3 separate regions of the Homo sapiens genome follow, and all the other regions are linked to region 1. A link is a loop called in an ENCODE intact Hi-C map of the cell type or tissue named here. Cell type or tissue: heart right ventricle. All regions are shown on one strand.

Region 1 (8,000 bases):
GAATAGTGTGTTGCCATTGACATGAGAAATATGAAGACCATACTACACTGAAAAGTATTAAAATTTTAAGCTCAGGATTCAAGATTAGGCCGGGGGCGGTGGCTCATGCCTGTAATTCCAGTATTTTGGGAGGCCGAGGCGGCCAGATCACCTGAGCTCAGGAGTTTGAGAACAGCCTGAGCAACATGGTGAAACCCCCTCTCTACAAAAACAGCTGGGCGCAGTGGCAGATGCCTGTAGTCCCAGCTCAGGAGACTGAGGCAGGAGAATCGCTTGAGCCCAGGAGGCAGCGGTTGCAGTGAGCCAAGATCATGCCACTGCACTCCAGCCTGGGAGACAGTGAAACCCTGTCTCAAGAAAAAAAAAAAAAAAAAAATTCAAGATTAGTCTACACCAGAATCACAACTATGTAAAAGCATATGATGATATGAATGATGAAAACACTTGTAATAGGAGTTGAGGCCATTTTAGTTTTTATATTATGTTCACTGTATAATAAATTAATTGGGAGAATATGATCACCCAAATAATATTTGATCAAAGTTATACAAATAATTCAAGTTGGGAAAGTAAGGTACCCAACTAAGGGCCCCCTGGTGCCAGGCAGAATGTGACATCAAAAGTGGTAGTAAAGGGGAATTCCAAAGAAGCTTTACCAGTATTAAAGTAGATACTGAGATGGAGGGCAAGAATGATTTGGCAGTTGTATGGCATTTGGGCTTGTATGCATATTTGAAATAGGGTGATTAAATGTGAGGGAATCGTTAGTTCTAAATAAGAAACTAAGTTTGAGAAATTTTTACATAATTATATGACACAAAATGTTTGCTTTTTTTAAATGTAATAGCATGATATAATGGATGCAATATTACGGGTAGAAAGTATAACAGAGGAAAGGCATATAACTTCTGAAGTCTCAAATTTAGGTTACAGGCACAAGGCTTACAACATTATGTATCCATCCACATATGATTTATTCCACGGAATACTTGGGAGCATTAGGAAAATGAGTTAGAGGAGCCAAAACAAAAGGAATGGTAAGCAGAGAGTCCAGGATTCCGACTAGGTAAATTTCCCTGGGACACTCCTGCAGTCAGTAAGGAGGAAAGATTATTATTACTCACGCTGTAATTTACAAAAGGGTCTGGGTTGTATAAATCAGAGTATGCTGAACTTTTCAAGTTTACCCAGCTTCAAGCTAGTGGAATTATGTGGCAAGGCAAAGTGGTTCTTGTCAATACTATATTCATTTGCAAATATTCGTAAGAATGAAAACATACAAAACTTCAATTATCCAAAAGTATAACCAAACTGAAAGGTTAGATTATCTTTAAAAGTTAATTTTTAAAAGCTGGAATATTACTTGGCTCATATTAAAATTTCAATCACCCAATCTCTTCCACAGCAACAGGATATAACTAAACTATCTGATTTGAACCTATTCCCCACCAGTTCTTCATGGGATGCATACTGTATTGAGAATGCAAGAATTTACAAATATGTACAATTAATAGATACTTACAATGCAGTTCTTACAGAGAGGAGAATGGTGGTTACCAGGCACTGGAGGTGAAGGGGTGGGAGAGAGTATGTGATGGAAAGATGTTGACCAAAGAATACAATACAAACTTCCAGTCAGAAGGAATAAGTTCTCAAGATCTACTGCACAGCAAGGTGTCTACAGATAATTATGTTTATTTCAAAACTGCGAAGAGAATAGGTTTTAAATGTGCCCATTACAAAAAAAAGATAAATATGTAAGATGATAAACATGTTAATGAGCTTGATATAATCAGTCCACAATATATACAGACACCAAAACATCGCTTTATGCCCCATAAATACATAGAATTATTGTCAATTAAAAATAAATTTTTTAATTAAAAGTTTTTAAAAATGAAGTTCTTCCTATCTCAAACACTTCACCTCCTGTCCTTGAAACTAGCTAATTTCCAGATCATCATCTGGTCACTCCCTCCAAGTCTTCCCTGATGCTTTAAGATGACTCATCATAGCAACAACTTGTCACACTCTATTGTAATTTCAGGTTTACTAGTGTGAAACTCCCATCAGAACGTAAGCTCCAAAAGGATGGAGCCACAATTAACCTGACCCAAGAGTCCAGTGCTTACCACCTAGCACAGCGTGTGGCAAATATAATGAGTAGAATTAATATTTATTTTATTTGTTTTTTTGAGACAGGGTCTTGCTCTGGGCTGAAGAGCAGTGGCGTCATCACAGCTCACTGCAACCTCAACCTCCACGGCTCAAGCAATCCTCCCACCCAAGCCAGCGCATGCCACCATGCCTGGGTAATTTAAAAAAAAAATTTGTAGAGACAGGGTCTTGCTTTTGTTGCCCAGGCTGGTCTTGAACTCCCGGGCTCAAGCAATACTCCCGCCTCAGCCTCCCAAAATGCTGAGATTACAGGCGTGAGCCACCATACCCAACCTAGACTATTTAAATGAATCATAAAGACGCAGTAAATAGATACTCTTCTAAGGAATTTTACTCTTGGGAAGAGCATTTCAAACCTTTGCCCCACTCTCCTCTGCCACTGTATCAGGGAGATAGTCTGAGAGTCACTGCCTTATCGTATTCTTATCAATACCTGTTTCTTTCATTCTAGATTAGAGCAGGAAGGGACCTAAGAGGTCAGAGTACCCAATACCTTCATTATCCAGAGAAGTGAATAAAGCCGAACTAGTCAGTAACTTAAAAGGTCAATAAACATTAAAGGAAGAAGTAGCCAGGAGCTGCTCCTCCATCTGCTCCTCCATTAAATACTTATCTTTATCCTCCTATTCCCAGTATTCAATCTCTCTACTAATAACGAATATAATCCTTCTCCAGTTGTCCCCATCCACTATAGTACACAAGCTTTTAGATAAATGCCATATTTTATATATATAGATATATCTGTAAACGTCAGTAGAAGCCTATTTTTATCCTAGTTTATCACTTTATCAACTGTTACCAAAAGTTAGATCATAAATTCTCTTAAGAACAGTGGTTTGTCTTAATAACATCTAAGAAAATTTAAAGCATTTATACACAGTATGTACTAAAAAATAGCAATAACAACTACAAAATGGGAAAAATAGAAAACCCAATAAGAAAATAAATTATTTGTATAATATCATAAGAAACATTCTTACATCCTATTACAAAGGTTTTATTATCAACTATCTAACCTTATCTACACTGATCTACCAATTAAATATTAAGTGCCTACCTAAAAGCCGCTTCCCAAAAGCAGTTCATTCCACAAACATCAGAGGGCAGCATCCAATAGGGATTCCAGTAACACAGAGAGAAATCTTTACACCTAACAGAGTAAGACAGAAATAAGAGTCCTGTGTGAGTATTTTGGTTTGGAACTAACAAGGAATTTACTCAGTAACACGATAACTTACTGTTCTATTTTAAAGCAAATAAAATTATAAATCCAAATTGCTATGATAAAGATTTTGGAAAACTGATTTCTCCCTTACTTAGGGCACCATTATTTTAAATAGAACTTTAAAACCCTGAAGGTAGACTATACTATAGATTGGGAAACAGTGTTTCCGTCGGAGAGTCTCCTGATAAAATCCCCTCCTCAGATAACACAGACAAATATGTCTTCTAAAATTTTCTTCACAGGCTACACATATACCCCTAGAACAAAATCCCTTTGGGACAAACAAAATATTTGCTTATCCTCAAACATAATAAAAATGCCACCAATACTGGCAGAAAGGGAAAAGAAGATCTTTAAATGCTTTTAAATTAATCCTCAATCCAAACTACTTGTATGGTGTTTTAAACTGAAAAATAAAACATAACAGCCAAGATGTATATGAAAATGGTCAATATCACTAATCATCAGGGAAACGCACATTAAAACCACAATGAGAGAACATCTCACCCAGTTAAAATGGTTATTATCAAAAAGGCAAAAAACAAATCCTGGCAAAGGTATGAAGAGAAAAGGAAACACTCATACACTGCTGGTAGGAACATACATTACTACAGTCACTATAAAAAAAAACAGTATATAGAGATTCCTCAAAAAACTGAAAATAGAACTACCATATGATCCAGCAACCCCACTGCTGTGTGTATATATACATACATATACACACATGCATACACACATACACAGACAGGCACAGTGGCTCACATCTATAATCCCAGCACTTTGGGAGGCTGAGGTAGGTAGACTGCTTGAGGCTAGGAGTTCAAGATTAGCATGGTCAACATAACAAGACTCCGTCTCTAAAAATAAAAAATTAGCTGGACATGGTGGCATTTACCTTAAGTCCCAGCTACTCAGGAGGCTGTGGTGGGAGGATGGCATGAGCCCAGGAGTTTGATGTTGCAATAAGCTGTGACTGTGCTACTGCACCCCAGCCTGGCTGAACACAGCAAAAGAGACTCTGTCTCAAACAAAAACAAAAAAAATTTTTAACCACCCTCCCTGCCCCAAAAAAACCCGAAAATCATGCTGATATTCACAGCCTAGTATCATTATCTACATAATCTCAGTTCCATATTATACAAGCTAAAATGGAAGATCAAGTCTGGTCTTTCTTGTTAGGTTGCATGTTGGAGCCAAAACGGAAAAAAGAAAACACCTTACATTACAAAAAAATTGTTTTTCATCGTGATTTCTTTTCAAAATAATAGTCTAAAAGTCACTGGGTACTAAAGTATGTATGAAGTCAGGGTGAGTCACTAAACCAGGTCACTTCATTATCTCATCACTATGCAGCTTTGTTTTCTCTCATTATGAATTCAATTATGAGTTACTGTGCTTATATCAAATGGTCTATGAAATTTCTGATTTGCAAAAATCTGATCACATCTCTCACAAATGGCAACAGTCTAAGGCAGGGGTTCTTAGCCCTGGTAGAGGGTGCCACACAAGACCTATTAAATCAGAATCTCTAGAAACGGTCTGGCACTGGTGGTTTTTAAAATGCTGCCTAAGTAATTGTGTATACTACTGCATAAAGAACAAGGTTGGAATTTCTTAACCAACAGAAAAAAGTTACATTATAACTTTGTTTTCCTCTAAAGGGACACCACATTCTAGCATAGCACAAAAGGCTACATATCTTCATTTAAAAGGCTGAACCAGAAAGAGAAGAAAATGTGTATGTATCGGTAAAACTTATGACTTGATTAGAAAATCTGTGTTTGTACCCTCTCAGGCATGGCTATGTATTTTCTTAAGTCTTTGATTTCATACCACACAGTCAGACTCATTGATGGTAATAACAACTAACAGAGTTATTTTCAGATTCAAGCACTTTCACACCCATTTAGACTCACTAGAAACGTTTTAAGGTAGGTATGATCTCCGTCTTTCAGATACAGATGATAGCACAGCTTTATTTCAACAAATGCACAATTTATTTACAATCAACACCTAATGTGTACCTTTGTTCTACGAAGACGATAACTAATCAGGTTATTCCATATCCCCTGTCAAACTCTACAACAGTGAAACATGGAAATAGAAATCTCAAAAACAAATTCAATTTTTCTATAAAATTAATTAAAATTATATATATTTAACAATACCATTTGCAGCCTCAACTTGTACTTTAAGTTACAAAACAAATCAGTTATGTGTTGTTTTCCAAACCTGCCTGGTCCTCAGGTCACTTGTTAAAAATACAGATATAGGATCCTATCCCATACCCAGTTAATCAAGACTCCCCAGAGAAGTGGCCTAAAAAGCTGAATTTTTCACCAATATCCGCAGATAAGTCTTAAAATCAGACCTGAATGAGAAACATTGTGTATCAAGGAATAACTAGAGTCAGCTTGAAATTTTTTTATCGCAGTACTGATCATTTCTCTTATGATAATCCTGTTTACTCCAACTTAAAAATGATTAAATTTTGAAAATTTGTGTTTCTACGAATACTTCAATCAATACATTTTATTAAGTACCGTTTAGAAAATTTTTTAAAGCCTAAGAAACAAATTACCCACCACTATTAACATTTTCGTATCTTTACTACCCCATATTTCAAAAATATCTTCCTACAAATATTTGACTAGAAAAGTTAACGTGTATGTTGCCAACATGCAGAAGTTGCTGAAACTACTTGATCTTCGTTAGTCTCAAGAAAACGCCCACGTGAGCTAGAGAGCACACCTCAAACTCCCTGTTCTCAGGAAATATCCACCAGGGAGCTTCTAACTCAAAAGACCCTCTTGCAGTATTACAATTAAACTGTATTTGGGGGCAATGTTTTTGTTTTGTTTTTTTTTTTAAGTTGATGCAAGATGACGAAGCCACAGACATGAGAATTAAATTCAACAAGACCAACATATTGAACAACTCAGTAACGAGTTTAAATTTTGTGAAGCTTTGAGCCACACCAAGAGCCCTACACTTCTGCTAGTACCAAACTAGGTGCCAAGTATGGTGGATTAAGGATGATCACACATCTGACACTTCTATTAATAAGTAGGATCTGCTGCACGCAGTGGTTCATGCCTCTAATCCCAGCACTTTGGGAGGCCAAGGTAGGCGGATCACTTGAGGTCAGGAGTTTGAGAATGGCCTGGCCAACATGGTGAAGCCCCATCTCTAATAAAAAAAATCAGTCAGGTGTGGTGGCGGTTGCCTGTAATCCCAGCTACTCAGGAGGCTGAGGCAGGAGAATCGCTTGAACCCAGGAGGCGGAGGTTTCAGTGAGCCAAGATCATTCCATTGCACTCCAGCATGGGTGACAGAGAAAGACTCTGTCTCAAAAAACCAACCAACCAACCAACCAAGTAGGATCTAACTCCCCTTATCCAGAATCTAAGTGGGCTCTGTGATTGCTTTGACAAATAGAATACTGAATATAATACTGTACCAATGTCCAGGCCCTTCCCTTAAGAGCTCCACATCCTATTTCTTGGAACACTCTTTGAACCTGATCTTCACGTTGTAAGAAGCCCAAGGCACATGCAGAAGCCACTTGAGAGAATGCAGATCAACAGCCTCCACTGAGCTCCTAGTCAAAAGCCAGCATCAACTGCTAGCCATGTAAAAGAGCCACAATGCCACACCATTCTGATCTACCAACCTACTGGTTCCTCCCCAACTCACAGAAAACTAGCATCCGGTTCACAGTCCTCGTCTCAGTACCAAATCCTACTTTCCTCTAACCATTCATTTGGTAAATCAATAAATTTTCTACTGAATGACTACCTACACAGGCCAAACACTGGCAACACTATAGTGAGTAAAATGGACATGGATCATACTGTCTAGTGGGGAGTAACAGAATGTCATTTCAGATACTGCAAGGTGAGAGACCTAACCAACACCCAGGTTACACAATTCTTTAAATCCAGTAACTCTTACCTCCTTTTCCCTTCAGTGAAAAATGGCAAATGCTGGCCGGGCACAGTGGCTCACACCTGTAATCCCAGCACTTTAGGAGGCCGACGTGGGTGGATCGCTTGAGCCCAGGAGTTCAACACCAGCCTGGGCAACATGGCAAAACCCCATCTCTACAAAGAATAAAAAAAAAATTAGCCAGGCATGGTGGTGTGTGCCTGTAGTCCCAGTTACTCGGGAGGCTGAGTTAGGAGGATAGTTTGAGCCCAGGAGTTTGAGGCTACAGTGAATTGTGATCATGCCAATGCACACCAGGTCTGGGCAACAGAGTGAGACCCTCTCTGACAAAAGAAAAAAAAAGAGAGAGAGAAGAAAAAGTAAAAAAATGACAAATCCTGGACCCTGTCAGAAACTGCAATCCAATACCTCATCTCAGACTAGTCTCTGATCTAATAATTATGGTTCTTTTTTCTGAGACAGGGTCTTGCTCTGTCGCTCAGGGTGGAGTGCAGTGGTACAAACACAGCTCACTACAGCCTCAATCTCCTGGGCTCAAGCTATCGTCCTGCCTCAGTCCCCAAGTATCTAGGACTATAAGCATGTGCCACCAAGCCTAATTTTTAAAAAATTTTTTGTAGAGACAAAGTTTTGCTTTGTTGCCCAGGCT
Region 2 (8,000 bases), 440 kb after region 1:
CCCCACAACAACCAAAGCAGTCATACAGAGCTTGGCCAATCCTGCGGGTTTATTCATTTGTTATGTGTACTTGATTAGATCTGCTTTTTATTTTTGCTAATTGCTTTTCATGCACATCCAGTTTCCCTACCTTCTTTTTCTCTTTTTAAACCAGCCCCGACCTCAGTCAGGATCCCAGAGGCTGGTGAGACAGGAGAGTGCTGAGGACAGACTGGGCTAAGGGACTGAAGGAAGAGCCACACTGCCCTCTGGGAGCTGCGAGGGCTTTGTTTCAAGTCTCCTGCTTTGAAGTCTGATTTGGTGAGTACTATATTCTCCTAAAATGAGCCAGAACAAGGAACCGGGGATCAGAGGAGGGACAGGAAACATGTGATTGTACCCTGCAAGATATGTGGGACAATGGAAGCCAGTCTGTGTGGCGAGATGGTCAAAGGCCAGGGAGAGACTGGCAGGAGGTTTGTGAAGGAGTGCAGAGCGGGCTGTGGAGGGCTCTTAGTAGAAGCACATTTGGATCAAAGGTGTGGTATCATGAGATCCTCATTTTGGACGGATCACTCTGCTTTGTGGAAGAGGCCAGAAGCCTGGATTTAGGTGGGTTATTGAATGGGACGAAAGAATGGAGGGAAGGGGGAAGCTGGTTCCAGAAATGTCCAGGAGGCAAATTAGATGGGACCTGTGGTTGAATGAATGTGAAAATGAGAACAGGAGTTAAGGATAACATCCAGTTTTCTAGGTTGAATAACTCGGTGGTTGCTGAAGCTACTAACCTAGAAGGATACACACGGTGGAGAGGGTTTGAGGATGGATGATGGCAAACAGAAATTGGAGGGGGAAGTGGCTGTGAGACAGAGAGTACTCCAAATGTGGGCCTCAAGCAAGCTGGTAGAGTGGACCAGACCTGCGTAAGAACATCTGCATTCTCTGCTGGCTGCTAATGTTCAATAACTGTGTGACCACAGGGATTCTCTCAACCATTTGGAACCTGTTTCTTCATTTATAAAATGAGACAATTGACCTACAGGTTTGTTATTAGGATTAAATGAGAATGTGTGTAAAATCATTCTTAAACTCTGAATCTTTAATTAAATTTCTCTCTTTCTCTCTCCCTTCCACCCTCCTTCCATTCATCAAACATTTTGTGCTATTTCAAGCCAGGCACCAGAGATAAAGAAGTGGACAGTGACTCTCACTGGGGTTAATACAGTCATCAGGGTCTGGTGTCCTAAACTTGGCTTTTCAATTGAGAAACATTTAATCTGCTCATCAAAGAAAAAGTTTTTGAGCCACTATCATATGCTTGGTTCTAAAATAGAAACTCTTAATACTGCAGTTGTTTTCCTCAAGGACCTCAAAGTTCAGGGTGCAGAAAATAAAACATATGAGGGGCAAAGAGATGATTATTTAATATTACTATTTTAAATAATTATTCACAATGGAACTAAACTGGGCTCATGGGGGATCAACATACCTTAACAAAATGTCCAGCAGATTGAGCCATTGTACCCTTGTCTAAAGCTCCTTACGCCAAGTATACAGAGGTTTTCAATCCGGATGGTCTATTGATGGATCAAAGCTCCTCGATGGATACCATCTATTATTGAACAAATATTTACTGAATACATATTCTGTGCCAGGTATTCTATTAAGAGCAGGATACTCTTTTCAATGATCTCTAATATTCCCCAAAAGTCTACACTGACTCTTTATGAATGAACTGTACTTTGTGAACTTGTTTTATGAAGACTACTACAGTACAGTCTGCTATAGAAATTTTCAGTCTTGCCAGATTATTTCTGGAGTATTTCTCAAATGGAAGTAAACTTTTGGTGTGTTGTTATTAATTTCTAAAAATACTTCAATTTTTTCCCCAAATGACATTCTTCTCTATCTGTAGTATAGGAGCAAAGATATCAATGTCCAAGAGAGAAGATAAGAAGTATAAGCATTATTGGCCAGGTGCGGTGGCTCACGCCAGTAATCCCAACACTCTGGGAGGCTGAGGCAGATGGATCACCTGAGTTCAGGAGTTCAAGACCAGCCTGGCCAACATGGTGAAACCCCGTCTCTACTAAAAATACAAAATTAACTGGGCGCGGTGGTGGTTGTCTGTAATCCTAGCTACTCGAGAGGCTGAGGCAGGAGAATAGCTTGAACCCGGGAGGCAGAGGTTGCAGTGAGCCAAGATCGTGCCACTTCATCTCAAAAAAAAAAAAAAAAAAAGAGGTATAAGCGTTATCTTCTTTAGGTGGGGATACACATTCCACATTCCTCTCTAAACACATGTACATACACACAGATGAAGAATAGCTCATAGGGAAAAATAACCCTTGAAAACCTTCATCTCCTTCACAATCCAATATTTGTAATTCTCAATAATGTATGATTTGCACATCTTTGGTGTTTCATAAATGTTCATTGTGAATGGAATCTGGTCCAGTAAGTACCTACCTGGATATGAAACTAAAGAAAGTAAATTAACATATAAATCATCCTTGAGATCTGCCTAGAATTTGCTAATATATATAGCCTCATTTTCACTATGCTTTGAAAAATAGGGAACACTTTTTGCATTATTTTATTTTACATATGTATTTTTTGAGATGGGGTCTGGCTCTATTGCCCAGGCTGGAGCACAGTGGCCTGATCTCAGCTCACTGCAGCCTCTGCCTTTCAGGCTTAAGTCATCCTCCCACCTCAGCCTCCCAAGTAGCTGGGACCACAGGTGCATGCCACCACACCTGGCTAATTTTTGTATTTTCTTGTAGAGACTGGGTTTTACCATGTTGCCTAGGCTAGTCTCAAACTCCTGAGCTCAAGTGACCCTCCCACTTGGCTTCCCAAAGTATTGGGAGTATGGGCGTGAGCCACCATGCCCAGCCCGCATTATTTTAAATAACAAAAATCTCATGGTGTAAATACTAACTGAGCAACATGAGAAAGCACATAGGGTAAGGTGGCAAATACGCTTGATGAATAAAATGAAATGACTGTAAGCAGTATTTTCAAAAAGTTCATCTCAGATCAGCAAGGCAATTTTATTCTATTATGTACATCTTAAAAACTATCATAATTCAGAAGAAATATATCTTTTAATTGAATTTGTTTTTATAGATTTAGGGGGTACAGGTGCAGATTTCTTACAGGCATATATTGCATGATGGCGAAGTCTAGTCTTTTAGTGTAGCCATCACCTGAACAGTGAACATTGTACTCAATAGGTAATTTCTCATTCTTCAACCCTCTTCTACCCTCCCATCTTTTGTAGTCCCTGGTGTCTACTGAAATATGTTTTTTGATAGAAAAATGATAAGCAGAAACAAAAAAAAATCCATAATCCATAGTCCCATCTCTCAGAGAGCAACACTGACATACCAATACACAGTGAAGGCATACTATTTTCCATAAAAGAATGATCACACCATACATACTAGTCTATAATCTGCCTTTTCCACTTAAATATGTCCTGAATATCCTTTCATACTACTTTATCTCTACATCTTTATTTTTTGACAGCTGCATAATTTTTCACTTAATGGATATACCATCATTTTTCCCTAGCTGTTACATCCTGAAACAAGCTCTCTGATGGCATCTTAAAATGTAAAGTTAAAACAGGTATTAAAATAACTCAGTAATTAATTTAGCAATGGACCTTTAAAGTATATATGGAATCATTTTACATTTAAAAACAAAATTCGATAATGTGACATTAAAGTACATAATGCCCGTAGAGTTGCAATTTTTATGATGCAGAGCTCAAGCCTAAATTCATTCAGAACAGACATGACTGCTTTTAAGTAATGCATTTCTTTTAAGAGGAAATGTCATTTCAAGTTTGTTGAAGACTGCCATCTAGTGCCTCCTTTCTTCCTGTTGGATGTGGGAAGATTTCTGTGAGCAAGTCGGTTTAAGCATATTCTATATTTAACTATCTGGACTCATTAACTCAGGTTTTTATATACCAGTAATCTTTTTCAGCTTGTATGTCATTCTTATGGTGCCAGCTGTGGCGATAAGGAAATCGATTGTACTGTTTCAGCTGTCTTAGAGAAAAAGTGAGGCACAGACTTAAAGAAGTAGTCATTTATCTTCCTTTGCTGACCTATGCAATTAAACATGACCCTCAAAACAAGACCAATTAACTCCTTTGTGGTGACATAATCTCTGGAACAGATGCATCAATAATGGCAACATATCACTTCACCAGTCTTCATGTTTAAGATGAGCATTGTGGCATTGGGAAATTCTGCTCGGGATGGTAAAGCTGAAAGATTGTGTCATCAGCTAAACAGCACAGACTCTGAAATGAAAGATCTGCAGAGGACACCTGCTATTGACTAGATAGTCACTAAGTGACCCCCGGCACTTCTTTGTGAATCAATTCGAAATCAATGTCCCAGCGTGATGTTAGGTGGCACTGTGCTAATGGACAAGTAAACTTTCAAGAAAAGCAAGGCAAAGCCTTATAGGCTCATTAGCCAATCTGAATTGGAATAGTGCATGACACCTGAGCGGTTATGACCGCCTACCTGAATTACCCTAGATGTTTCAATTAGATATAGCTCCCTTCCTTGAGTCAAAAATTATTTAAGTTTCACTGTGCACTGTTAAACAATTGTCATACTCCATGCTTAAGTAACTACCTTCCAAATGGAGTATGAAGTAATTTTGTGATAAAATTCACAGGAGTCCTGAAGTATGAAAGCAGCTGAACTGGTTTTAGATAAAATTCCATCTGGCAGCTCAACTGATCAAGGCATTTGTTTGATTTCAACAGCTCACAGAATTATGATTAGGCAATTTTGAATGGCACCCATATTTCTCTTTCTAGAAAACACCTAGTTTATTCATAAGTAAAAAAAATCCTTTAGGAAAGTTCTTTCATATCCACTTCAGTGGATTTCCAAATTCAAATGTGCCTCTTAAAAGTAAAAATTCCTGGGCTGGGCACAGTGGGCTCATGCCTGTAATCCCAGCACTTTGGGAGGCCGAAGCGGGTGGATCACCAGACGTCGGGAGTTCGAGACCAGCCTGGCCAACATGATGAAATCCTGTCTCTACTAAAAATACAAAAATTAGCCAGGCATGGTAGTGGGTGCCTGTAATCCCAGCTACTTGGGAGGCTGAGGCAGGAGAATCACTTGAACCCGGGAGGCGGAGGTTGCAGTGAGCCGAGATTGTACCACTGCACTCCAGCCTGGGCAGCAGAGCAAAACTCTGTCTCTAAATAAATAAATACATAAAAATTCTGTATTCAGTAAGTTCTTGAAAATTATTAAATTATTATATAACCTTTAAAATATCCAATCAAAATAAAGAATAGAATATTTAGCCTTATTTTAAAGTAACTATATTGTATATCTGCTAGATTATTTTTACAAGCATTTACATATTAATGTCAACAATAACTCAGTTTAATTTACTATGCAATAGTTTGTGTGAATTTAACTTTGACCCAAAGGTTGTCTTAACACATACAAAACGTTTAGTTTTCTAGGCTTTATTACACAAATCCCCTCAAATTGCCTGTCAAATTCTGCCTTTATCCAGCCACTGAGAAACAGAGACTAAAATTTACCCTATTTGAACTGTGAAAGGAGGTAAACATAATGAATGGTAACTTTTTTCATGTGTTAATATTATAAAAGAAAAAAACGCAAATATTTTGGACTGCTGTATATCATAGATTTGGTATGAGTTTCAGAGTAAAAAAAAAGATCAGTAAACTGGTTTTATGAAGAGGTATTACAGGAATAAAATTACAGGCTTTGTCTCCTCCAAGAGAATACAAAAAGAAGCTAAAAACCAAAATAATTGAAACCAGCCTACAGAAGGGTGACACCATCCAGCACAAACCCAGGCTGTGTTTAAAGCTGGTGAGGGGTGGATCCTAGCCTCAGTCTGCAGGCAGTTTTGGGGTTGGTCTTGTCTGAGGAAGCAGATGAACTCCCTGGTCCCAGGCCTTGGGCTTGGAAAGCAGCAGGGATTGTGATGACTTTTCAGACCCACCTGATGGACGGGAGCTTACGCTTGTTTTTATGATGCAGGAGTATGAACCCCTAAGAGGAATTCAGGTGTCCTGGGTGTTTTGGTACTGATATTAACATACAGCCTCATGAAAGTCATTTACTATCACTGTGCATCAAAGAGCTCATTTGCTATAGAGGCCAATCATCTTTTCTCCCCATTTCAGAGGTACCTGTATGAGTACATGCCCCAGTCCTGCCCCACTACATAGTGAAGTCTTGAAGGACAAAGACTGTGGGTTACATCTTTCACTTTCCTTTTCTTTTCCTTTTACCCATCAGCCCCTTTCTTGTGATATAAAGGACTATGTCTATATTATATTTCTTCAGTAAGTATTTGTTGAATGAACAAATGAATGAATGAGAGAGAAATTTTAAGTGTAAACAATTTGGGCAGATTTCACAATACAATTAACCTTGAAAGATATATAAACATTTGCAGATTTAAAAAAATTATTAATATCCCAGATGATCTTCATCTCTACTTTGGAACATTTAAGCACAGGAACATTGTTTAAAATATATCTCTAGGCCGGGCGCGGTGGCTTATGCTTGTAATCCCAGCACTTTGGGAGGCCGAGGCGGGCGGATTACTTGAGGCCAGGAGTTCGAGACCAGCCTGGCCAACATGGTGAAACCCCATCTCTACTGAAAAATACAAAAAATTAGCTGGGCATGGGGGCGGGCACCTGTAATCCCAGCTACTTGGGAGGCTGAGGCAGGAGAATCACTTGAACCCAGGAGTTGGAGGTTGCAGTGAGCCGAGATTGTGCCATTGCACTCCAGCCTGGGTGACAAGAGCAAAACTCTGTCTTAAATAAATAAATAAATAAATAAATAAATAAATAAATTAAAAATACTTGTTTTTAAAATAACGTGCTTATAGCCCACATTTTGAAAAACCTGAGAATGGCATAAAAAAATAAAATCAAGGCTCAAGCTTGTAATTCTAGCTCTTTGGAAGGCTGGGGTAGAAGGGTCATTTGAGTCTAGGAGTTTGTGACCAGCCTGGGCAATAAAGTGAGACCTCATCTCTACAAATATATATATATAAAATCAGCAAGGCATGGTGGCATGCCCCTGTAGTCCCAGCTACTTGGTAGGCTGAGGTAGGAGGCCTACTTGAGCCCAGGAAGTCGAGGCCGCAAGTGAGCCATGACAGCACCACTGCATTCCAGTCTGGGCAACAGAGCAAGACTCTGTCTCAAAGGAAAAAAAATTTTAATAAAATCATACCCATTCCTATTCTAACCACCAGGAAGTAAATCACTACTAACATTTTGCAAATACAAAATCTTACATAGAGTTAGTAGGTCACCCATGCAGAGCATCGAACCCAAAGCACATAGATTTCCTTAGATCCAGGCTACGGTCCTCAGTTTCTTGTATGTTTAAAAAATTTTTTTTTAAATCAGTTAATCCAGTGAGTTCCTTGGGCACTGGAGGAGTGTTTCAGCCTAAACAAACTTAGCGGTTTCTGATCGCTAATCAGACTGTACTCACTTACACTAAAACATTTAACGGCTAAATAAATAAAATGCTCTGTGGAGTAGTTGACTTGAGAAACGAGAGCAATATCTGAGGGCTGCTTTAAAATATTAGAGCAAAATAACAGAATTACTTCAATGGGCATTGCCATCAAGCCAGGACCACTACAAGATGTGCTTGCCAAATAGACCAACAGACAAGGAGAAGTCCACATGAGACAATTCTGCGCTGGGCTGCTTTAGAGGCATACTCACAAACTCCTATTTATTCTTCTCTTTATTGACTCTATGTGGCCAACTGCAATTCGGATTATACCATCAGTTCTCTTTAACTCACAGGAGTTAAGGTTTTAGCTTCTACAAAGAGGCGACTTAAACATTATTCCCAAAGATTGGCAGAGAAAGTATTTTATTCTAAGATAAAAGAAAGGAAAAGGAAAGTATGATTCTTTTTGTATTATTATTATTATTATTATTTTGGGACAGG
Region 3 (8,000 bases), 1.2 Mb after region 1:
TACATGTTCAGAAAGAAAAAAAAAACCTGTGCAAAGTGTGATTGGTATAGAAAGGCATCCTCAGAGAACTTTCAACTTAGCAAAGGGAAACAGAATTCATACTGAAATGACCATCATAGACATTAATATTTAAGGATGTCATTTAATACAAGGGCAGTAGGCTAAAAGTAAGAAAAATATTTCTGGAAAGGTAGCTTACTCTGAACATAGAAAGTTCAAACTGAAAGTTTGTAATTAAAAATCTTATATTTGATACAGTGCTAATACAGAAGATTTAACAGAGAGTGATTCAATGAGAAAAACTAAAATGAGCAGAGACACAAAAACACAAGAGCAGAGACCCAAAAATAGGAAAATAATGAGAAGATTAATACCAACTGGTATAACTACAAATTTTAGCTAGTAGAGAAATAGGAGATAAACATTAGAAAAGATGGTTGGTGGCAGATTGGAAAGGTCTGAAATGCCAGAATAAAAAATTTAGACTTTTATTCCCCAGGTTGTGAAATGCTGGCTTTATCTTTATTCTAAGCAGTGTTTTTCAAAGTATGGTCTTAGGAATCTTGGGGTCCTCAAATGAGTCTCATGAGGGGTTTTATGAGGTCAAAACTATTTTCCTAATACTATGACAGTAATAGCAGTTGTCACTCTCACTGCCCCAGAGTTTTCAGTGTAGTTTTCCAAGATGTGTGAAGTAATGTAACAATCCAGGTGTCTTCTCTTAAGCAAGACATTAAAGAGATTTACAAAAGCATAAACACTTGCCATTTTTCTCAATAATCATGTTTTTGTTTTTGGAAAATGTTTATTTTTCATAAAAATATATTATTTATATAAACATGTAATGGTGTATTATAGGTATTTGAAAATAAATTAATACATATTTTTAGAGGTTCTCAGTTTTTATTTCTCAACTAAATAAAAATATATAACCTACCTAAACAAAAGCTCTTTGAGGTCTTCATTATTTTTAAGAGTTTAAAGTGATTCTGAGACCAAAATATGTGAGAATCCTAACAGTAATCTGGTCTTGATATAGACTCAATCATGACCTCTAGTGGATATATCCAGCCATTTTGTAAACTTGGGGACATCAGATTCAGTCACCAAAATTAAAAGAAAAAAATCATTTGAAATCTCACTGTCATTTCTTCTTGAGAATTCGTTCATAATCTTCTACCATAGGTACCAAATCTAGTTTCAGGTACAGTGGCTAGAGCTAGGGTTTTCCAAGGTATCCCTGGATCACCTGCTTCAGAATCACCTGTGAGATAGGCTTACAAGGAAGATTCCTGGGCCTTTTCTAGAACTTTCAATCAGAGTTCCTTGTGATGCAGCCCATCTGCATTCCATCAAGAACCCCACAGTGTTCCTATCAACACTGACATTAAGATTCTTGTTTCAGTATATTTGTGCTGTATATTTGTGCTGTACTTAAGAGTTTACAAAGAATCACCAAAAAATGGTGGTTAAGACTTACATGGAGTCAAAGACTTTTGCTCACTTGTAATTTCAGTGCTCACAGACTTAGGTGCTTTTCCACTAGAAGATATATTGTTATCAGGCAGGCATTTAGAACCTAAAGTTGATGGGTCTGTCCAAAGATAAGAAGTACCTACATGTCCCTATTGAGACCTTAATTCATCAGAGAACCACTCTACCCTCATGAAGGAGGAAAGTATGAGTCAAACCTGCACTTCTAAGACTAACATGCAAAAGAATCACTAGAGACTGCAAAGCTTAAAATATTTACTATCTGGTGATTTACACAAAATTTGCCTACCTCTTGGTCTAGATCAATGCTTTCTAAGTTAACAAACAAATAAATCTTCTAGGGATCTTGTTAAAATGTAACTTCTGATTCAGTGGATCTGGGGCCAAGATTCTTATTTCTAATGAGCTCCCAGGAAATGCTGCTGAGCTGCTGGCCACCTGAGAGCAGGTTTGAAATGCAGAACCCCAGGCCTGAGGGCATGCCCACTGACTTGGCAGGTGCCTTTCACCAGGAAGCACAGGTAATCTTCATGCCAGTGAACGATTACACCGGAAACATTGGTGCAATCTACCAAAAAAAGAGCATGGTTTTTGACTTCTGACAAAGCTGCATTGGAATCCCACTCTTATTTGTTAGGTGTAAGAATGCAGCATACAATTCAAACTCTCCTAACATCCTCTTTTTCCTCTTTAAAGTGATGACAAAAATACTTTATCCACCCACATCTTAACCTTGTTGTGAAAGTGCAACGAGACAACGGAAACAATTGCTGAATAATAGCTAACACATACTGATGGCTAAACCACTGCTGTGAATAATTTACAAACAAAGAAATCAAGAAACTGACAAAGAAATAAGAGTAGTGGAACAACTTGTTTGAATTCAGGCAGAGAAGGGTAGAACTGGTATTCATTCTTGGCTCATATTATCTACTCCTGCCCTCTTAAAGGCCCCCCAGCCCTGTTCAAATGTCTGTGTTGATGACTTCTATCATGATTTGTGAACATATTCTGAGACACATCTCTATGCACAAATGAAAGAAACCTACAGTCTGGGCCAATAGGAAAAATGTTGCAAACCTCAGTACACACACCTGACCTTGCCAAAACATCAAAAAGCAATGAAGTAAATCTAAAGTTATCCTGATCAAAATCCTATGTTAGGACAATTTTGTTTAATGAAGATTAGGCTACAAAAAAAATCCAGCAATAGTCTACTTTTATGATGACTATATTACATGCTGGAGGAGATAGCAGTGTAAAAGCACCTCAATTATCTAGTTTCCTTGTCTTTAAAATCACCTTAGAGATTGCTCTCAGGGCAGTTTTGACACCAAAGCCTCCATCTGCTTATAATCTCCCTTGCCTTCTGAGAGCTATTTCAGTCCTTGCTATTTTGCTCAGCAGGAAGTCACCATCCCTGCTACTCACTTTCATTTTTCCTTCCTGCCCTTATTAGAGGTCACAGTCCTTGAAAGCTCTTTGGAAAAGCTTTATAAAAGGCAACAGCATCCTCTACTGACTGTGACTCATAATGTCAAAGGGGCACCAACTCCAGCATTTGAGCATGATTTGTGTTACTTCTGCTTTAGTACCCTTATCAGGGATTTTTTTATGTCCTTATTTTATGCTGATTTTCATATTAAAATGAAACATTGGTGTGTGAACTAATTTTAAGTAGTAAAATAAAATGGCTTTCAGCAGAATATTACACCAGGTGTTGTTTTGAAAAACATAATTCTTTGCACATGGCATGGCCTTTTTTCAGAACCTCCAGGGCTTGCATTGTGATTCTTTGCCTAAGTCTTGTCACAAATTCCACATGACATTTTTCTCACCATTGATACTTCCAGCACCATAGGGCCTGTCAGATCACATGGTCCAAGTGGCAGGGCTGCCTGGACCCCAACCTGAATGAGCTATAAGCCCTTTCCCATTCTAGACCCAATTCATAGAACTCACACACTGTCCCATAATTCAGTATAAGAGCCAACGCAGTGTTTTTAGTTGTAGAATATGTTGCCTCAGAACCCGAAGAAGTCTTCCAGCTATTTTGCTCTCTTTTTCATGGTAAGAGCTGTAAGATACGAAGGTTTGATTTTTATCAGGACAGGATGTCCCAGCAGAGCTCTGATCACTAAAATCCCTAAACTCATAGGTTTCTGTCAGGTTTCTGACATTTTTATGGGGTTTATCTCCCCTCCTCTGCAGTGGGTATGTTTTATTTAACAAGACCTCCATCATCCACTTCTTGCTCATCTAATCCAGTCTACATATAACCATCAATGTAATGGATCAATGTGATGATCAAAGATGACCACATGATCCATATTTCTTTGGAGTATGACTGTCACAGAAGATGAGAAAATTAATACAGTCTTGAGGTGAAGCATAATTGTAAATGTAACTTTTTGGGTCCAATCCATGTGATTATTAACTATTTCTAATCTTCTTTCCTTTTGGGGATAGAAAAGAACAAATTTGGTAAATCAGTGGCTGCAGACCATGTGTCTGAGGTCATATTAATCTGTTATAGCAAAGATACCACTTCTGCCACCAAGACTGTGTTGACAATTACTATTTGGTTGAGTTTGTGGTAGGCTATAGTCATCTTCTAGGATTCATCCAGTTTCTTCAGCATACAAACTGGTGAATTAAATGGAAATAAGATGGGAAACACTATCCCCGGAACCTGGATTCATTAGATCCTTAAGGGCACTAATCTCTGCCATCCTCCCTCAATATCACTACCTCCACAATGTGATAAGACTTCCAGACTGGGTGTGAGATTTGGAGACCTCCATCTTCCCTACTATGACAAATCTCACCCCACAGGCCAAGGACCCAATGTGAAATTGTACCAACTGCCATGTGTTTCAATCCCAGTTGTACCTTCAGATTAGAGGAATGATCACCAGGTGGACCTATGGATCTATGGACCTAGCGAACCCCATATAAATCAGAACATAGCCAGGATTCCATTTATTATCTGGACCCCATCCTAATGGTTATGATGACATTTCATGTCTCCAGATGTAAGTATTATCTCAGACACAGTATCTAATGGTCTCTGAAATGCATAGACGTTCCCATTTCCTTAGTGCACAATATCTGAGTAAATGTCCATAGATGTTTCAGAGGAAGGATTGGGAAAACTATTAGCATATAAATTCACTGGGGTTTGGCAGTCTTTCCTCCTGGGGACCAAGCCACTCCTCAGTCAATGGGTGTTGAGTCTGAAAATTGCCTCAAGTCCAAAAATTTGGCAAAGAATGACTGTGCTTGGCCTCTTTTGATGTCTTCTACTGGTAGACGCTGAGTAATGCCCTTGTTGACTCCCCTCATATTTTGACCCTTTAGATAACGTGTTCTGTTGACTATCTCCATAACTCTCAGCAGGGCAGGCCCCCTCAAATGCCACTTCTCCAGCTTCTGCCAGTACATGTTGGCTAGGTCTTGCAGCTCCTTTGGGAAATATCTCTTTTCCTTTGTTATAAAGCCCAGTAAGTCCCTAGCTGGGTCATGCTGTGACTTAATCCTACTTATAGGTCCAGTGTCCTAGTGCCCAGGAGGAGAGGGAAGGGCAGATCCAGAAAGAGGTACCTAAAACTTTGTGGAAGAGGGGCCTCTGCATCATCTTCCAGAATGCAGGGTGTACTGGTTCATACTAGGGAGAGGCTGGCCATTCCTGTAGGCTCAGAAAGTTCAGAAGTCTTTCAGTTCAAAACATCTGGAGGAATATCAGGCCAGATGATTCTCTTCATGTGTCCCAGGGTTTCCCAAACAGGTCCTATCCTTAGTTTGTCTTCTTTTTGCTTCCTTTTGTTGCTAACATTGATCTTACAAGCTGTGATCGTGTTTTGCTTTTATTTAAAATTACAAAATATACTGAGTCTTTCTCCAACCTACAAGTTGTTTGGAAGTTTTGTTTTTAATATCCAAATTAAATTTTCTGACACCATTACATTTTCACATTTTTTCTTGTAGTTCTGTCCATTTTTACTTTTTATATTTTGAAGCTATGAGTTTGGGTGCGTGGGTTCAGGATTGCCCTAAGTTTCTGATAAATATTTTCTCTGGTTGTGTCAGAGGCATTTGAACCAGAGTGACTCCATCTTGAATAGGGGCTGTGTAAAATAAGACTGAGACCTATTGGGCTGCATTCCCAGGAGGCTAGGCATTCTTAATTACAGGATGAGATAGGAAGTTGGCACAAGATACAGGTCACAAAGATCTTGCTTATAAAACAGGTCGTGGTAAAGAAGCCGGCCAAAACCCCCCAAAACCAAGAGGGCAATGAAAGTAACCTCTGGTCATCCTCACTCCTCATTATATGCTAATTATAATGCATTAGCATACTGAAAGACACTCCCATCAACAACATGACAGTTTACAAATGCCATGGCAACATCAGGAAGTTACCCTACATGGTCTAAAAAGGGGAGGAACCCTCAGTTCCAGGAATTGCGCACCCCTTTCCTAGAAAACTCATGAATAATCTACCCTTTGTTAAGCATATAATGAAAAAATAAAGTATTCTTACACAAGCAGCCCATGCTGCTGCTCTGCCTATGGAGTAGCCATTTTTTATTCCTTTACTTTCCTAATAAACTTGTTTTCACTTTACTCTATGGACTCACCCCAAATTGTTTCTTGGGCAAGGTCCAAGAACCCTCTCTTGGGGTCTGGATCAGGACACTTTTTCAGTAATAGTTGTTTGTAATAACTGTCTTTACCTTTTCCAATGCTTTAGGCTTAAAGAACATTTTGCAAATTTTAGTAATTCTACAAGGTTCATACTTACCTAAAATATCTCTTCCTCAACCCCTTATTTTTAACTTTTTCAATCACTACGTTTTATATGCATTTCTTTAAAGCACATAAGCTGGACTTGAAAAACGAAAACAAAACCAAAATTACTGATATATCTTGATTCAGTTTTACTGCCTATTTTGTGCTATTTTTTACCATGCTTTCTCTTTGCTTATTTTATTTTCCTCCATATCTCCTCCCTTGATGAAGTTTTGTTTATATTCTCTTTCTCCTATCCTTGTTTAGAAGTTAGAACTTTCAATAGTCACCCTTATAATTTTAAACATGCTTATTTAACTAAAGTCTGAATTTTATCTCTCTACTTTATTCCCAAAGAAAATGAGATCTTCAGAAAGCTTTAATTACAAATCACCCTCCTACCTCTTTCAAACTCGTTGTAGGTCAGCATTTTAATTTTTTAAAAAAGGACATTTTTATTGTTAGTTTTTGCAGTCAGGGCTTATTCAGATTTACACAAATGTTAACTAAATCTTTGCATTTACATTCTGAGATCCATGCCTTTACTACTGATGTAAAAATTTTAATGGTCAGTAAAGGGTCCATGAGTAGGTCATTGAGCAAGGGTCCATGAGTAGGAAACACAGTCTTTGTATGAAAATAACTTTATTCCACATTTATTGCTATTTTTCTGAGTATACAACATTAGAATGACTGTTCATTTCCCTCTGCACTTTGAGCTTGGCTATGCATATTGTGGTTGCTGCTGCTCTATCTTATCCAGCATCTCTGCAGTGAGGGGGAGGCCTATGTTACCCCAGCTCACAGAGTGGCTGTAACCAGAAGGTTTCTCTAAGAAAAGCCTTTGATTAGAGCCTCTTCAAGTTCGGATTTCCTTTCCTTTCAAACAAAAAAAATTCTAATTTTTAAAGCTGGCTTTGTCTACTCATGTGTTGAAGATATGAGCAGGGTTTATAAAATATTTTCCCACTACACAGCCCAAGTCTAAATGAACCAGATTAATTCTTCCTCTTTGTCCCATTGTACCCTGCACCAACTTGAATTATAGCACTGTCACAACCAAATTCACTTACTTTGCATATGCCTAGCTCCCACACTAGAATGTAAGCATGATGAGGGTTGAAAAGTTACGTACTTAGAATTGTATCCCTAGCTCTTCATAGGGTACGTATATAAACAGTGTTTCTTAAATGAGGCAATGGATAAACAAGTTATGTTTTCTTTCTTTTCTTTTTTTTTCATAGTTAGGGTCTCAATCTGTCTTCTATGCTGGAGTGCAGTGGCACAATCATGGCTCACTACAGCCTCAAACTCCCAGGCTCAAGCAATCCTCCTGCCTCAGCCTCCCAAGTAGGTGAGACTACAGGCATACTCCATCATGCTCTGATAATTTTAAAAAATTTTAGTAGAGATGGGGTCTCACTACGTTGCCTAGGCTGGTCCTGAACCCCTGAACTCATGTGAGCCTCCTGCTTTGGCCTCCCAAAGTGTTGGGATTATAGGTGTGAGCCACCGTGCCTAGCCAGTGATGTTTTCAACAGTGGGAAATCTTAGACCTACTTCTGAATTTCAGTGGCTGTACTAGTCCACTCTCATGCTGCTATAAAGAGTTGCCTGAGACTGGGTAATTTACAAAGGAAAGACATTTAATTGACTCACAGTTCTGCATAGCTGGGGAGGCCTCAGTAAACTTACAATCATGGTGGAAAGAAAAG

Evidence for each region. A loop is a pair of places that touch in the nucleus more often than their neighbours do. Peaks named below come from ENCODE experiments on the same cell type or tissue, not always from the same donor. Only the 100,000 strongest peaks of a DNase experiment are listed, where the experiment ranks them.
Region 2: it touches region 1 in a loop (4-fold over the local background); 37 of 110 quality-filtered maps call a loop at or near these places.
Region 3: it touches region 1 in a loop (4-fold over the local background); 17 of 110 quality-filtered maps call a loop at or near these places.

The regions. Positions count from the first base shown.
Region 1 is chr12:42,126,524-42,134,523 of GRCh38, forward strand. It overlaps GXYLT1 (glucoside xylosyltransferase 1), which reads right to left. Exons shown (of 8, transcript NM_173601.2): 2 at 3,236-3,328. Among named protein-coding and RNA genes, the nearest start is that of GXYLT1, 14 kb to the right of the region's middle. In heart right ventricle, CTCF peaks have their summits at 3,278 (motif pointing right) and 3,482; a DNase peak (open chromatin) is centred at 4,344.
Region 2 is chr12:42,565,596-42,573,595 of GRCh38, forward strand. The region is part of intron 1 of PRICKLE1 (prickle planar cell polarity protein 1); the gene reads right to left. Among named protein-coding and RNA genes, the nearest start is that of PRICKLE1, 20 kb to the right of the region's middle. In heart right ventricle, CTCF peaks have their summits at 279 and 3,854 (motif pointing left); no DNase peak of the experiment used is centred here; H3K27ac peaks cover 1,412 bases.
Region 3 is chr12:43,336,099-43,344,098 of GRCh38, forward strand. No RefSeq gene overlaps it. Among named protein-coding and RNA genes, the nearest start is that of LINC02461, 180 kb to the left of the region's middle. In heart right ventricle, CTCF peaks have their summits at 1,050 (motif pointing left), 1,254, 3,007 and 3,211; no DNase peak of the experiment used is centred here; H3K27ac peaks cover 1,779 bases.